Linked DNA regions of Homo sapiens: all the other regions are linked to region 4. A link is a contact called in ENCODE Hi-C or POLR2A ChIA-PET data. All regions are on one chromosome and are shown on one strand. The core of a region is the stretch at or near the end of the contact, and the rest is flanking DNA. Distances in the headings are between cores, read along the strand shown. Region 1 holds the start of ACBD5 (acyl-CoA binding domain containing 5). Region 2 overlaps APBB1IP (amyloid beta precursor protein binding family B member 1 interacting protein). Region 3 holds the start of MASTL (microtubule associated serine/threonine kinase like). Region 4 holds the start of OTUD1 (OTU deubiquitinase 1). Region 5 overlaps APBB1IP (amyloid beta precursor protein binding family B member 1 interacting protein).

What was found. A loop is a pair of places that touch in the nucleus more often than their neighbours do. ChIA-PET counts read pairs that join two places held with the same protein, here RNA polymerase II (POLR2A). Pooled maps may share reads with other maps.
Region 1: a loop to region 4 is called in a map of CD8-positive, alpha-beta T cell, with 15 times the contacts of the local background. The contact joins the promoter of ACBD5 here to the promoter of OTUD1 in region 4. A Hi-C loop is called at or near these places in 3 of 168 maps with a recorded cell type or tissue (B cell and CD8-positive, alpha-beta T cell) and 10 of 50 pooled maps.
Region 2: a loop to region 4 is called in a pooled map, with 5 times the contacts of the local background. The contact joins the enhancer-like site here to the promoter of OTUD1 in region 4. A Hi-C loop is called at or near these places in 1 of 168 maps with a recorded cell type or tissue (B cell) and 6 of 50 pooled maps. POLR2A ChIA-PET finds 5 or more read pairs at or near these places in 1 of 52 experiments (activated naive CD4-positive, alpha-beta T cell).
Region 3: a loop to region 4 is called in a pooled map, with 20 times the contacts of the local background. The contact joins the promoter of MASTL here to the promoter of OTUD1 in region 4. A Hi-C loop is called at or near these places in 1 of 37 single-sample maps with no recorded cell type and 7 of 50 pooled maps. POLR2A ChIA-PET finds 5 or more read pairs at or near these places in 1 of 52 experiments (OCI-LY7).
Region 5: a map with no recorded cell type shows a loop between it and region 4 (6-fold over the local background). The contact joins the enhancer-like site here to the promoter of OTUD1 in region 4. A Hi-C loop is called at or near these places in 1 of 37 single-sample maps with no recorded cell type and 6 of 50 pooled maps. POLR2A ChIA-PET finds 5 or more read pairs at or near these places in 1 of 52 experiments (T-cell).

Annotation. Positions count from the first base shown.
Region 1 is chr10:27,239,355-27,242,060 of GRCh38, forward strand. It overlaps ACBD5 (acyl-CoA binding domain containing 5), which reads right to left and starts at 1,443. Exons shown (of 13, transcript NM_145698.5): 1 at 1,320-1,443; 2 at 965-1,130. The coding sequence starts at 1,334. RefSeq lists enhancers at 495-997, 955-1,214, 2,665-2,706 and a silencer at 1,335-1,444.
Region 2 is chr10:26,485,698-26,488,414 of GRCh38, forward strand. All of the region lies in intron 2 of APBB1IP (amyloid beta precursor protein binding family B member 1 interacting protein), which reads left to right. Among named protein-coding and RNA genes, the nearest start is that of APBB1IP, 49 kb to the left of the region's middle. RefSeq lists an enhancer at 1,526-1,575. Within about 2 kb of position 1,419, at least 13 of the 41 ENCODE cell types and tissues checked have a DNase peak (open chromatin) inside an H3K27ac peak, as active enhancers do; they include B cell, where a contact is called at or near this core.
Region 3 is chr10:27,153,916-27,156,615 of GRCh38, forward strand. It overlaps MASTL (microtubule associated serine/threonine kinase like), which reads left to right and starts at 1,437. Exons shown (of 12, transcript NM_001172303.3): 1 at 1,437-1,697. The coding sequence starts at 1,512. YME1L1 (YME1 like 1 ATPase) reads right to left here and starts at 469. Exons shown (of 19, transcript NM_014263.4): 1 at 263-469. The coding sequence starts at 295. RefSeq lists enhancers at 1,199-1,258, 1,879-2,128 and silencers at 1,319-1,528, 1,326-1,524.
Region 4 is chr10:23,437,679-23,440,483 of GRCh38, forward strand. OTUD1 (OTU deubiquitinase 1) reads left to right here and starts at 1,397. Exons shown (of 1, transcript NM_001145373.3): 1 at 1,397-2,805. The coding sequence starts at 1,780. RefSeq lists silencers at 1,126-1,715, 1,766-2,105, 2,246-2,615.
Region 5 is chr10:26,455,791-26,458,490 of GRCh38, forward strand. The region is part of intron 2 of APBB1IP (amyloid beta precursor protein binding family B member 1 interacting protein); the gene reads left to right. Among named protein-coding and RNA genes, the nearest start is that of APBB1IP, 19 kb to the left of the region's middle. Within about 2 kb of position 1,406, at least 3 of the 41 ENCODE cell types and tissues checked have a DNase peak (open chromatin) inside an H3K27ac peak, as active enhancers do.

The DNA of each region.
Region 1 (2,706 bases), core at 193-2,692, 3.8 Mb after region 4:
TTCAAAAAGCTCTGCAAATCGTGAACAGGGTTAATATGAAGAAAAACCACATCTACTAGTCAAATTGCTGAAAACCGAAGATAGAAAAGAAATCTAAAAAGCAGCCAGAGAAATAGCACATTAAATACAAGAAGGAGATCAGCCACTGGAATGACTTTTTTCTCACCAGCTGCAAAGAAGGTCCAATATGAGTATAAAAAAGAACATTATACAATGGAATAGCAAATAAAAAGGTAGAAAATATATATTTATTAAAATAGAAATTACTTCACAATTGACTATAGTTATTCTTTCTTTTCTGTCCCTTCATATCAAAAGTTTTCAAAACGCTTAAGCTGGTAGACCCTATGAGTGTGTGGCATTAGGCATCCCCAGCCTAGATTTTTGTTTGTTTGTTTGTTTGTTTGTTTGAGATGGAGTCTGGCTCTGTCGCCCAGGCTGGAGTGCAGTGGCACGATATCGGGTCACTGCAACCTCTGCCTCCCGGGTTCAAGCAATTTCCCTGTCTCAGCCTCCCGAGTAGCTGGGACTACAGGCGCACGCCACGAAGCCTGGCTAATTTTCGTATTTTTTAGTAGAGACGGGGTTTCACCATATTGGTCAGGCTGGTCTTGAACTCCTGACCTCAGGTGATCCATCCACCTCGGCCTCCCAAAGTGTTGGGATTACAGGCTTGAGCCACCGCGCCCGGCCCGGATTTATTTTTTAACACACCCAAATCCGCAGTCATTAAGTGACAAGACTTTTGTTTTCAACAATATGAAGTACTTAAAATCTGGATATTAGATTTTTCTCCGGTTTGGAAGATCAAAAGGTAATTAATTCATATTCAATAGCTCCCCTTCCACTACATGGCTCCTACACAGAAAAAAAGGCTAAATAAACAACACTAGAACCAGAAAGTGAAAGGGGGCTTTGGGGCTCTCTGCAGGAGGCGTCTACAGCCGGGGCCCAGCGCACGTACCATTCTTCGGCAAACTCTGGATCACCTTCACGGCCGCCTCAAACCTAGTCTCGTGCACGGATCTCGTGTCCGCCATCTCCAGCTGCCAGTGTTGGCCCCGGTCCCAAGGTCTGTCGGCGGGAATCAGGCAGCAGCAGCACCAGCTTTCCCAAGAGCCTGCATGAAACTGGAACATGGAGCGCAGCCGCGGATCAACATGCCCCAAAAGGAGGAGGCCCGGGAGCGAAGCGGGTCAGTTCCCCTTTGCCCTGCCCTATCCAGGCCACACAGATCGAAGCGGCCCGGCTCCTTCCTCCTCCCCCGGGGCGTGACTAAGGCCACGAATCCGGCCCGCGACGACAGCAAAACAACTCACCGAGAGGAAGAGCATGTCTAGCAGAAGACAGAGGGGGTCCGGGCATCGGTGGCCGCGGAGCCGCTCTCCCACCCTGGGGACCCTGGCGGAGCAGCCACACCCCCCATTCCGCCGGAGTCCGTCTGTCAGTCCGTGCCCTCCCCACAGCCCCGCCCCAGAGTCACCGGAGGACCCACTGGCGCCGCCGCCGCCGCAGCAGCAGTGCAGCAAACCCCACCCACCCGACCCGCCGCCGCGGCAAGGACGCGCGCGGTCCGTCTGTCCCCAGAGGAGGGTCCGGGAAGCGGGGAAAGGGGGCCACAGTCCCGGCTTGGTGCGGGGAGCACACTGTGCGCGCTTTTGTTCAGAAGGGGGAAACCGAGGCCGGACCGATGTGTCCGCTCTGGCAGCCGGGTGGACGAAGTGCGCGCTGGGGATGCGCGGTTGGGTTCTGCACCTGGGCCCAAAGCTGCACGCGACGGCACCGCTGGGCAACAAAAATGACTCTGCGGTCCCCAGCGCCTGCACTCTCCTAAGTTAAGGTTTGAGGAAGTTAAATGGGGCCTAAGCAAAGGGCTTTAAGTCGGGACAGGTTCTGTGAGAAACTCCAGTTCTGCCATTTAAATTATGTGACCTAGGGCAAGTCACTTAGCCTTTCCAGTGGCAATCGTGACACCCACTCTAAAGGGTAGATGGAGAAAAGCATTGGGGACCTTGGATGGAGGTGCTCAGCAGTCCCTGGCCCGCAGGTCTTCGACAGTTTTCGCTGCCCTGAGCCAAGAACGTCCGAGGAGCAGCCGAAGGAGAGAGGAGGTCGCCGGCTCCTAAACTGGGCTGGGACGGAGGGCAACTTCCCCTACACTACCCTTTCCACCCAGCCCCAGGGAGCCAGGCACCTCCAGCGGGATTTAATAGGAGACTGGGCATGGGGACGGCCGGGCACAGTGGCTCACGCCTGTAATCTCGATACTTTGAGAGGTCGAGTGGGGAGGATTGCTTGAGGCCAGGAGTTCAAGACGAGCCTGGCAACATGGCGATACCCTGGCTCTATTTAAGAAACCAATAATTAAAAAAAAAAATAAAAATAGGATACTGGGCGTAGAGGGCGGGGCCAATGAGGAGTCTTTACGGGTCGTCAACCCTAGAAAGGGGGTGCCCTGGGCCTTCAACTTACTAGCGCAACCCCCTGCGTCCTTAGGCATTTGGGAAGTGCCCCAGGCCGAACGTTGGTGGTGGGACTGACTAGGTTGTGGGGGGTGGAGTCCTGTAGCCCGGAAATCCCAAAGTCTCCCGGATGGAAGAGTCGTTTTTGTCAGTTAGGGGGATGGGTTAGGAGGGTTACTAGGAAAAATCTAGGCGCAGATCGTAAGTTACTCTTCCCTCTGAGCCGCGGCGCCGGCATTTACCT
Region 2 (2,717 bases), core at 169-2,668, 3.0 Mb after region 4:
ATTAAATACCATGTCAAGTTGGTTGTTAAGGCCAGGATTTACTGACATGTTTACCAAGTGCAGTAGATAGCAAATCTCTGCTGGGAATGAAGATACCATTAAAGTGTTAGCATGACAGCTGGATTTTGAATGATCAGTAGGATTTTATGAAGGAGATATGCACAGAGGAGGATATTATTTAAAGGGAATAGCATATACAAAGACAAAAAGAGTTCTAAAAAGCCTGTTCAGAAAACATCAAGGGTCCTGAGGCCAGGCCTGGTGGCTCAAGCCTGTAATCCCAGCATTTTGGGAGGTGGAGGTGCGAGGATCACTTGAGCCCAGGAGTTTGAGACCTGCCTGGGCAACATAGCAAGACCCTGTCTCTGCTAAAAATAAAATAAAATAATGTAAAAAAATATAAATAAATTAAAAAATAAAAGGCCCCGAATGGGACAAATTAGGAAGGACTTTGAAAGACACGCTGAGTGCCTGAACGCTCTCCACTTCATCATAAGCAGCCAGGGAAGATTTTTAAACAGGAGAGTGACACATTCACATTTGTATTTGCAATTTGCAGCAACGGTGGTGGTGAATATTGATGGGGAGTCTGGAAGGCTGGAGGCTGGGTGAGCTGGTGAGGTGTCAACTGTGGCTTGATAGAGAGAATGAAGGCAAGGAGAAGCCTTCTACAGGAAAAGCCAACAGATTCCTCGACCGACTAGATGGAAAAATGGGAGGAGTAAGGGACTATGCCAAGGGTTCTAAGTCAGACTGATATGTGACTAATGGCCTTTTACCAAGTTAAGGCGCATGGGAAGAGAATGCATGAAGGGGAGTAGTGAGTCGGAGCTACTTAGAGGGAAATGCCTGGGGGATGTTGAGCTGGCTGTGTTTAGGCAAGCTACTCTGACCGATGCAATAAAGGCCGCCCTCATCCAGGTCCAAAATTCCAGATTCCATGGCTGGAATTGCTGATCTTCACGGCATCCCAAACTGCATGCAAACTGAGTTAAATGTGTGAGATTAACTCTGCCGTCGATATAAACATATGTCCTGTAAACCATATGCATCACAGTACTTAGGATAAATGTTTAAAAGACATAGTTTTGAAATGTATCCAGGTGGAAAAGAGAAACGATTTAAGGATTGAAAAACTGAAGCCTAGAAATATTAAGCATTAGGGAAAATTTCCTTGTCGTTCAAGGAATCTAAGGGAAAGTTTTAGCCTGGACAAGCGGCTTCAACCACCTCACCCCTCATCTATCCAATAATAACAATAATAATCACAAAATCTAGCTGATTTTGTAGTATTTCCATTTCTTTTTCATCAACAACTTGTGGTTCTTCCCAAGACATAAAATGAACTCAGAAGTGACATACTCACAAAAAGATTCTAACTCCACCCAGTCACGATGTGAGCATGGCTTGTTTGCAATGCATTGCTTCACTGTGATAACTCCACCCCAGCTCTTTCTGGCTGCTAACCCAAATAAGACTTTTAGCTGTCAGGGCTGGGTGTTTTTTTTTTTTTCCTCTCTCTCTCTCTCTCTCTTTTAATCTTTATTTTGACCTTTGGAAAATACCACACGTACATATAGGCACAGCCCTATTTTCTTACGCTTGTGTGTGTGTACACTGTATACATGTGTATAACTCTTGTCTGTCCATTTCAATAATAAGGTTTTCTTGCAGGGAGGTCAATTATGTAATATGACTGAATTTACAGATTAATAATTTTTGTTAACAAACTGCCCTGAAGTCAAATGTCTTTTTATCTTCACCGTGGGTGCAACTGTGATCCATTCACAAGCAAGTTTACTTATGACTGTACGTTTCAGCACAATTTTGATGTTGGCTCCACTTAATAACTCAGTAACAGACTCTGGGGGAAAGGAATGAAAGGGCAGGGGAAAGGGCAGGGGGAAAGATTTTCACCAGATGAATGCAGGGAGAGGTCACGAGAACGCGCTGTTGTTTTGAGTTATTTCCATCTTAGGTGGATGATTCACTGTGGCACGTCATTAACCTGTTATATAGCAGTGGTGTGCACAGCCTGAGAAACGAAGGCCTTTGGGTTCAGTGGGTTTTTCTGACTCATCGATGTCACATTTCCAGACTTTATTTTAGTGCTTTTCCAAATTTAAGGGTTCAGGAGAATGAATCAATGGCAAGATTCTTGTTACTCAAATTATATTTGATTCCTATAAGCTTATTGTAATGCTAGTTGGCAGTTTTGAGGTCAGCAAACAAATCTATATTTATTCTTATAAAATGGATTACTCTCATAAAAAAATCTGAAATGTGTTAACACCAATAATTACTCTTAATAATAATTCATCTGAAGGATTCCTTTATTTTCTCACACTATTGTACTCAGATAGAAAGCAATTCACATGAGCAGTTCTGGAATTTTATTGTTTTTTCCATTAATTTCCCCTTATTAAAATAATAACTTAAAAACCCATGACAAGATTTTTAATACCATATTAGTTGTTTTGGGAGACAATTTGTGAAACCATGGAGATAATATCTACTTAAATACTTTCTGCCATTTTGTAGGAATTTTTTTTTTTTTTGAGAGAGTCTCGCTGTGTCACCCAGGCTGGACTTTGGTGGCACCATCATAGTTCACTGCAGCCTCGACCTCCTGGGCTCAAGCCATCATCCCGTCTCAGCCTCCCAAGTATGTGGGACTACATGCACGTGCCCCCACACCTGGCTAATTTTTTAATTTT
Region 3 (2,700 bases), core at 187-2,686, 3.7 Mb after region 4:
GCAATCAGTTCGATAAGCCAGGGTCTCTCTCTATCACTGAGCTCACATCCCGCCTCTGCCCTCAACAGCTTCATCGTCAGCACTGAAGTCTCCGGCCCACTCTCAGCGTCGTCCCCTGATCCACTCCTCAATCCTGGGATTCGCATTGAGTACATCACTTCATTTCTAGAGTCCCTTCTGAGAAATCGCTTCCACGAGCGCAATTTGCAAACAGCCACGGGCAGGGCGGGAGGAAAAAAAATGGGCTGAATGCCTGGCTTACCTGGGGTTGCACCGTGCTCGACAAGGAAAACATCTCCGGCGGGCCCTCAGCGACCTCACCCGCCTGCCGAAACTGTGCCCCTCTGTCCACGGCCCGGCGGGGAGGCGCTGAGCCCTTCTTTTTTCCTTTTTCTCCGACCCGTTGCCCCTCACTCCTCCCAGAAACGGAAAATGGCCTCCCCTTCCTACAGCTACTGCAACGACAGACAATCCGCCCCGGAAGGCGAGGCGCTAACTCAACAGTACTTCCGGGGCAAGTGAGCGCCCACAAGGCCAAGTGCCTGCGCGTTCTTTCCCGCGGAAGTAGTTGACATTTACAAGGAGCAGCGCCCCCAAAGGTCTTTAGCTGTTTTTTAAGGGGAGAACAGCCTTTACCCTCTTTGGACTTTTTCTTCGTTTTTTTTTTTTTTGGAGACGGAGTTTCGTTCTTTCGCCCAGGCTGGCGTACAGTGGCGCGATCTCGGCTCACTGCAACCTCTGCTCCCCGGGTTCAAGCGATTCTCCTGCCTCAGCCTCCCGAGTAGCTGGGATTACAGGTGCCCGCCACCACGCCCGGCTGATTTCCTCTTAAGACTTTCTACAGCTTCCTTATGAAATCTTCTGACTGGGCCTTGAGCAATAAGGTCTTTTGCTACAATTTAGTGCTCTTTTCCTCACACTAAATCGAAAACTCTCCCTGTTGGTCCTGATCTGTTTCAGTCAGGCAAATTACATCCTGGGAAAACGTCAGATGACAGGGGAGGCCACTCGCTTCCTGCTCATCCAGTTTCGACACTTTCTGTGCTTTCATTAGCTTCCAGACCTCAGCCCTGGCCCTCGCTTTACTGTACAGTCAGAACTGGTTTCTACGCCTCGCGAGGGTGGGAGGTCGTGTATGGGAGGAGGACCGCTTCCCACCAGCCTCGTTGGGAAGCCAGGAGAAATCTCTTCAAATCCTGCGATTCAGAGTCAAGTCCCAGTCGTCCTTTTTCTGGTCGGCCCAGAACTGTTTGTGCCTCCTCCCTCATGAGGAATGATGTCAGTGGGGCCGCGGTCGCCGCCCACGAAGAGTGTAAGGCTGCGAAGTCGGGGCTTTCCCGACGCCCCCTCCGTCCGCGTCTGCGTAGGGGAGGTGACGAGGGCGGGGCGCGGCGGCGGGGTGACGTCACGGCCGCGCGCGGCGTGGGCGGAGCCTCACTTTGAACCCAGTTGGCGGGAGTGGCTGCTCGCGGAGGGGCAGTGTCTGCGGGGCCGCTGTATGCTGTCCAGCGATGGATCCCACCGCGGGAAGCAAGAAGGAGCCTGGAGGAGGCGCGGCGACTGAGGAGGGCGTGAATAGGATCGCAGTGCCAAAACCGCCCTCCATTGAGGAATTCAGCATAGTGAAGCCCATTAGCCGGGGCGCCTTCGGGAAAGTGTATCTGGGGCAGAAAGGCGGCAAATTGTATGCAGTAAAGGTAGGAAGTCAACGAGTAGCAAGGAAGGGGTTAGGCCCTTCGGCCCTCCTTCCTGCCCCACCGGCTTGGGCAGGCCCCGGGGTTGCTGGAGCGAGGAGTCTGGGTGGCCTGGCTTGCTGAAGCCTCCAGAGCCCTGCGAGCTGACTTCTTTTTGGGGCGACATCAGCGGTCGGGTCGGGTGTCTCGCCTCTGTTCCGCCCTTCCCTCCATATCTCAGATGCCCAGTGAGAACAGCAAAGTTTGACTCTCTTCTCCCTGCCCAGCGTTAGCAAATGAGGAAACTGAGGCCAAAGGCAAAGGGACTTGACCGAGGTGATTACATCGGTCTTAGTACAACAGGCACTTAAAGCCAAAGCCGTGATTCGTAGTCTCACCCTGGCTTGAGTTAGGTTTCTTTTTTATTTTTTTTTGAGGCGGAGTCTTGCTCTGTTTCCCAGGCTGGAGTGCAGTGGCGCAATCTCGACTCACTGCAAGCTCCGCCCCCCGGGTTCACGCCATTCCCCTGCCTCGGCCTCCCGACGAGCTGGGACTACAAGCGCCCGTCACCACGCCCGGCTGATTTTTTGTATTTTTAGTAGAGACGGGGTTTCTTTAGTAGAGACGGGGTTTCACCGTGTTAGCCAGGATGGTCTCGATTCCCTGACCTCGTATTCCGCCCGCCTCGGCCTCCCAAAGTGCTGGGATTACTGGCGTGAGCCACCGCGCCCGGCGAGTTAGGTTTCTAAATCCAAAAGGTTTTTAGTAATTAGTGGTTTTGTTTACCTTGTTTGCTTTGACGTGCAGAATCGTCGAAATTTTTCTACCACAGAAGAGTGATTAATCTGTAGGCACTGATAACTTTTTAAGTTTTATTCTTAACCAGAAGAAAGATTACTATTTTCTGAGAAGTCTTTAATAATTTTTTTTTAAGACAGTCTTTCTCTGTCGCCCAGGCTGGAGTGCTGTGGTGCAGTCTCGGCTCCCTGCAGCCTCTGCCTCCTGGGTTCAAGCGATTCTCCTGTCT
Region 4 (2,805 bases), core at 147-2,646:
CATTTGATCACAGCTCAGAATATAGCAAAAGTCTCCCACTACCTCTGGCTTTCCCTTACAAAGGCGGGTATTACAAAAAGACTCGGTAGAAGTATTTTCTATAGTCTATCTTGCCCCGGAATGCAGGTCACGACTTTCTCCACCGCTTTTGACCTCTGGCTAGCATTCACACCTATTCTCAAAGGGCCCTAAGTGATACTGCATTTGGTATTCTGAGAAAGCTTGTTTATAAAAGCCTAAAAGGCTTCCTTGCTTTCCCCCAAGCCAGATATTTGCCAAATGGCATAGGTCAGAGGTGCAAAGTTGGTTTTGTCTTAGCAAGGCAAGAGAATCCACTAGCGGACTCACCCTTACCGGTGAGTCCAAGGAAATGCATAGAAAAGACACAGTGGTAAAACTAGCTGGGCACCTGTAATCCCTGCCCAAGGCAAGGCTGAGGAAGGGGGATCACTTGGGCCCTGGAGGTCGAGGTCGCAGTGGGACATGATGGCGCCACTGCACTCAGCCTGGAAGGCAGAGCAAGACCTTGCCTCAAAAAGAAAAAGAAAAAAAAAAAAAGGAAAAGACGCGGCGGTTCCACGAGTGGTGGCTAGGACCCATAATCCCAACACTTTAGGAGGTCGAGGCGGGAAACAGCTTGAGGCCAGTAGTTCGACACCAGACTGGGCAACTGTGGTGAGACCCTCGCCTTAAAAAAAAAGAAAGAAAGAAAGAAAGAAAATTAGCCGGGTGCGGTGGTGCACACCTGTGGTTTCCAGTTACTCTGGAGGTTGAGGCGGGAGGATCGCTTGAGCCCGGGAAGTCAAGGCTGCAGTGAGCTATGGACTGCGCCACTACACTCTAGCTTCGGAGACAGGTAAGACCCCCATCTCTAAAAAGATAAAAGAAAAGAGGCAGTAGTGAATGCAAGCAGGGATGGTAGCCCATGACCAGCAGAGGCCAAACAGACTTTAAGGCAGCATTCCGTTCTCCACACCCATGCCGGAAGCTTTCCTGCCACGCAAGCTTTCCGAGCATGCTAACTCGCCCCAAGCAGCTCCCATCCCGCAGCATCCACTGCAGCCGCTGAGGAGAGTGGCGCAGCGCAGAAACCAGTGCCCAGTGCCCAGGTGGGGGAAGCGGTCCGTGGGAGTCACGTGGGCGGGAGGCCCAGCCAGGATCCCAGGACTGCTCAGGCCTCCGCGCCCCCGGCCTCGCCCCGCCCGCGCGCGCTCGCGCGCCGAGGGCCACGCCCGTGACGTCGGCGGAGCGCGGTAGGGGGCGGGGCGCGGGCCGGAGTGGGCGGGGCGAGCAGGCGCGACTGAATCGGGCGCCGCAAAGAGCCGCGCATTCCAGTGAGTCCACGTGACGCGGCCGCGAGGCCTGAGGTAAACAACCGCGGCCCCGCCTCCCGGGCCTCCGCGCGCACCGCGCTCCTCCTCGCCGGCGGGACGCGCTCCAACGGGGCGGGCGGCTTCCTCCGTGAGTCCCCAGCGGCCGCCGCGGGCCGAAGCAGCTGCAGCGGGCGCGGCGCCCCGGGTCTGCGGGCCGAGCGCACCGGCAGGGGTCGAGCTCGCGTCCCGTCCCCGCCCCCCTGCGCTGTGGCGCAGCAGGAATTTGGCCGGGACCCGGGCGCTATTCGCGGCTGCTGACTCGCGGCGGCCGGCTGCCTTTCGCTCATCTCTATTCTGGGGCCGTTGGGTCACCGCGCTCCGCCGGCCCCCTCCCCCGGGCCCGGAGGGTGTGTCCCCCGCTCCGGGGCTCGCCGCGCCTATAAGGGGCCGAGCGGCGGGCAGGGACATGCAGCTCTACAGCAGCGTCTGCACCCACTACCCCGCCGGGGCCCCGGGTCCCACGGCCGCCGCCCCCGCGCCACCCGCCGCCGCTACCCCCTTCAAGGTCTCGCTGCAGCCCCCGGGAGCCGCCGGCGCCGCGCCCGAGCCCGAGACCGGTGAGTGCCAGCCCGCCGCGGCCGCCGAGCACCGGGAAGCCGCCGCTGTCCCCGCCGCCAAGATGCCCGCCTTCTCCTCCTGCTTCGAGGTGGTGTCCGGGGCCGCCGCGCCCGCCTCCGCCGCCGCCGGCCCGCCCGGCGCGTCCTGCAAGCCGCCGCTGCCGCCGCACTACACGTCCACCGCACAGATCACCGTGCGGGCCCTGGGCGCCGACAGGCTCCTGCTGCACGGGCCCGATCCCGTTCCCGGCGCCGCGGGCTCCGCCGCTGCCCCGCGCGGCCGCTGCCTCCTGCTCGCCCCGGCGCCCGCAGCCCCGGTCCCGCCGCGGCGGGGCTCCTCGGCCTGGCTCCTGGAGGAGCTGCTGCGGCCCGACTGCCCCGAGCCCGCGGGCTTGGACGCGACACGGGAGGGGCCCGATCGGAACTTCCGACTGAGCGAGCACCGCCAGGCCCTGGCCGCCGCCAAGCACCGAGGCCCCGCGGCGACCCCGGGGAGCCCCGATCCCGGCCCCGGTCCGTGGGGCGAAGAGCACTTGGCGGAGAGGGGCCCCAGGGGCTGGGAGAGGGGCGGCGATCGCTGCGACGCGCCCGGTGGGGACGCGGCGCGGAGGCCCGACCCAGAGGCCGAGGCACCCCCCGCCGGGAGCATCGAGGCCGCCCCGAGTAGTGCGGCGGAGCCGGTGATCGTCTCCAGGTCGGATCCCAGAGACGAGAAGCTGGCCCTATACCTGGCCGAGGTGGAGAAGCAGGACAAGTATCTGCGGCAGAGGAATAAGTACCGATTCCACATCATTCCAGACGGCAACTGCCTCTACCGAGCTGTCAGCAAGACGGTGTATGGGGACCAGAGCCTGCACCGGGAGTTGAGGGAGCAG
Region 5 (2,700 bases), core at 156-2,655, 3.0 Mb after region 4:
TTGCACTCTTAGGAGTGCCAAGAGAAATCGAAACATACATCCACACAAAAATGTGCAGGCAAGTGTTCATACCGGCATAATTTGTATTAGCTGAAAAAATGGAAACAACCCAAATGTCCATCAACTAATAAAAAGAAATGAAGTGTCAGCACATATTACATTTTGGATTGAACTTTGAACACATTAAGTGAAAGAAGCCAGACACAAAAGACCACATTAATGTATCATCCCATTGATAGGAAATGTCCAGAATAGGCAGCTTTATATAGAGAGGAAGTAGAATAATGATTGCTAAGGGATGGGGAGAGGAGGAGTGAACGGATACAGGGTTTCTTTTATAGGAGAAGAAAATGTTCTAAAATTAGATTGTGGTGATGGTTGCACAACCCTGTGAATATGCCAGAACCATTGAATTATACACTTTAAATAGGTGGATTGTTTCATTTCACCTGCATGCAAGGAGCTGCTCTATCCACGGGAAAATGGATGCACTAGGTGCAATTTGCACTCTGGGTTCAGTACATTAAGTGAAAGCCTTTGGTGTGCCTAGGAATTATAGGGAAAATAGCAGTGATAGCAGCGGAGTAGATTTTAGGAGAGAACAGGATGGATGTCTGAAAGATGAGGTTGGAGGGGTTGATGCGGGTTGGACTATGGAAAAATTTAAAAGCCACCTTATGGAGTTTATATTAAATCCTATGGACAGTAGAGAGCCACTGAAAAGTTTTGCTACTTGAAAGAATATGACAGAACTGGGTTTTAAGAAGAAAACTCTGGTGGCATTATAGAAGCTGATTTAAGAAGCAGAGACTGTGGCGAGCATCTGTATTCCCAGCTACTCAGGAGGCTGAGGTGGGAGGATGGCTTTTGTCCAGGAGGTTGAGACTGCGATGAGCCGTGATCATGCCACCGCACTCCAGCCTGGGTGACAGAGCAAGAACCTGTCTAAAAAAAAAAAAAAAAAAAAAGGAGAGACTGTTTGAGCCTGTGTAGGCATATGAAAAATAATTACAAAAGAAAAGAAGGAGAGATTGGAGATAGGAAGATGAAAAGTAAGCTGGGGGCAGAATCCTGATAAGATGTGGAAGACCTGTACTAGGATGGTAGCTGGGGAAAGTGTGGGACAAGTTCAAGGGCATTAGAAAGGCTAAACTGACCAGACAAACTGATCATATTTGGGACTTCCAGAATAGGTGATGCTTCTGAGAAGATTGGCTTAGTGAAGGTTATTGGGCTATAGGTCAAGATAAATGTAGGCTGGTTTTTTGGGTGTTTGTTTCTTTAGCAAGAGAGGGATACTATCTGAAAAGAGGAGTCCTTGTGTCCAAGTGGCTCCTTTTAGACACTCACAGCACAGGAGCTAGGCTGTGCTTGGTCATTGCAGATGTTCATAGCCATCAAGTCAGCCCACCTGTGTTTCTTCTCCGAGCCTTGTCTTCCCTTTCTCTGGTCTGCTTTTTCAAATTCTAATGTACGCTTCTTTTTCAGTTCCCCAATTTCTGGTAACTATCGCATTTGAATTTTTCTTTTTTAAGAGACAGGGTCTAACTCTGCTGCCAGGCTGGTCTTGAACTCTTGGCCTCAAGCAATCCTCCTGCCTCCGCCTTCCAAAGTGCCAGGATTACAGGTATCAGCCACTGTGCCTGGCCTCACCTTTGATTTTGGTATCCTTTACCCAGACATCCAGTCGCAGCCTCACTTCACTGCACTGTTCAACTCCTAACTCAGTATCTGATTTTCATCCAGGGTTTCTCTGTGCTGACTTTGTCCCCAGTTCCCAAGATAACATCTGGCTTAGATCTCCCTATACCAAAACCTATACTGGTAAGCCAGGGGACCTGGGAACAGGCTGAAGAGGAGGCTGGAAGGAGGCCATGTTGCATTTAAACCACCGGTAGGGCTGCCTGGTGGAAATGCTCTCTATGCAATGGGAAGTATAATTGCAGGGCTTAAAAATGAGGAGGGAGAGGAAGACACAGATAAGTATGAGTTTTCTGCTTCCCTCTGAAGCAATATCTATAGAGATTAGATAACAGGAATAAGTATAATACCAAACAAAGATCAGGGAAGATTTATCCTAAAGATAATCTGGATCATAGCTACAATGACTAAATTATTTGCTCTGAAAGGGTAAACTTGTTACCACCATTCCTTCAGAAAACACTTAAAGCTGGGTCTTTATTGGTATTTATGAAATCTGGATATTTTTATGGCCTGACTAATACCTTTGTCAAGCCCTTGGACAGCAGAGAAGTTGTATGGAGCCGAAAGTGCAAGGACTTAATGAATGATTTCTTGAAAGTATTACTGAAACTCTCTGGATGTGGTGTCTCATGCCTGTAATCTCCGCACTTTGGGAGGCCAAGGTCGGTGGATCACTTGAGGTCAGGAGTTTGAGACTAGCTGGACCAACACGGTGAAACCGCGTCTCTATTGAAAATATAAAAATTAGCTGAGCGAGGTGGCATGCACCCTTAGTCCCAGCTACTTGGAAGGCTGAGGTGGGAAAGTCGCTTGAACCTAGGAGGCGGAGGTTGCAGTGAGCCAAGATCTTGCCGTTGCACTCCAGCCTGGGTGACCAAGCAAGACTCTGTCGAAAGGAAGGAAGGAAGGTAGGAAAAGGGAAGGAAGGAAGGAAGGGAGGGAGGGATGGAGGGAGGGAGAGAGGGATTACTGAAAGTTTTTCTGGAAAGATCCATG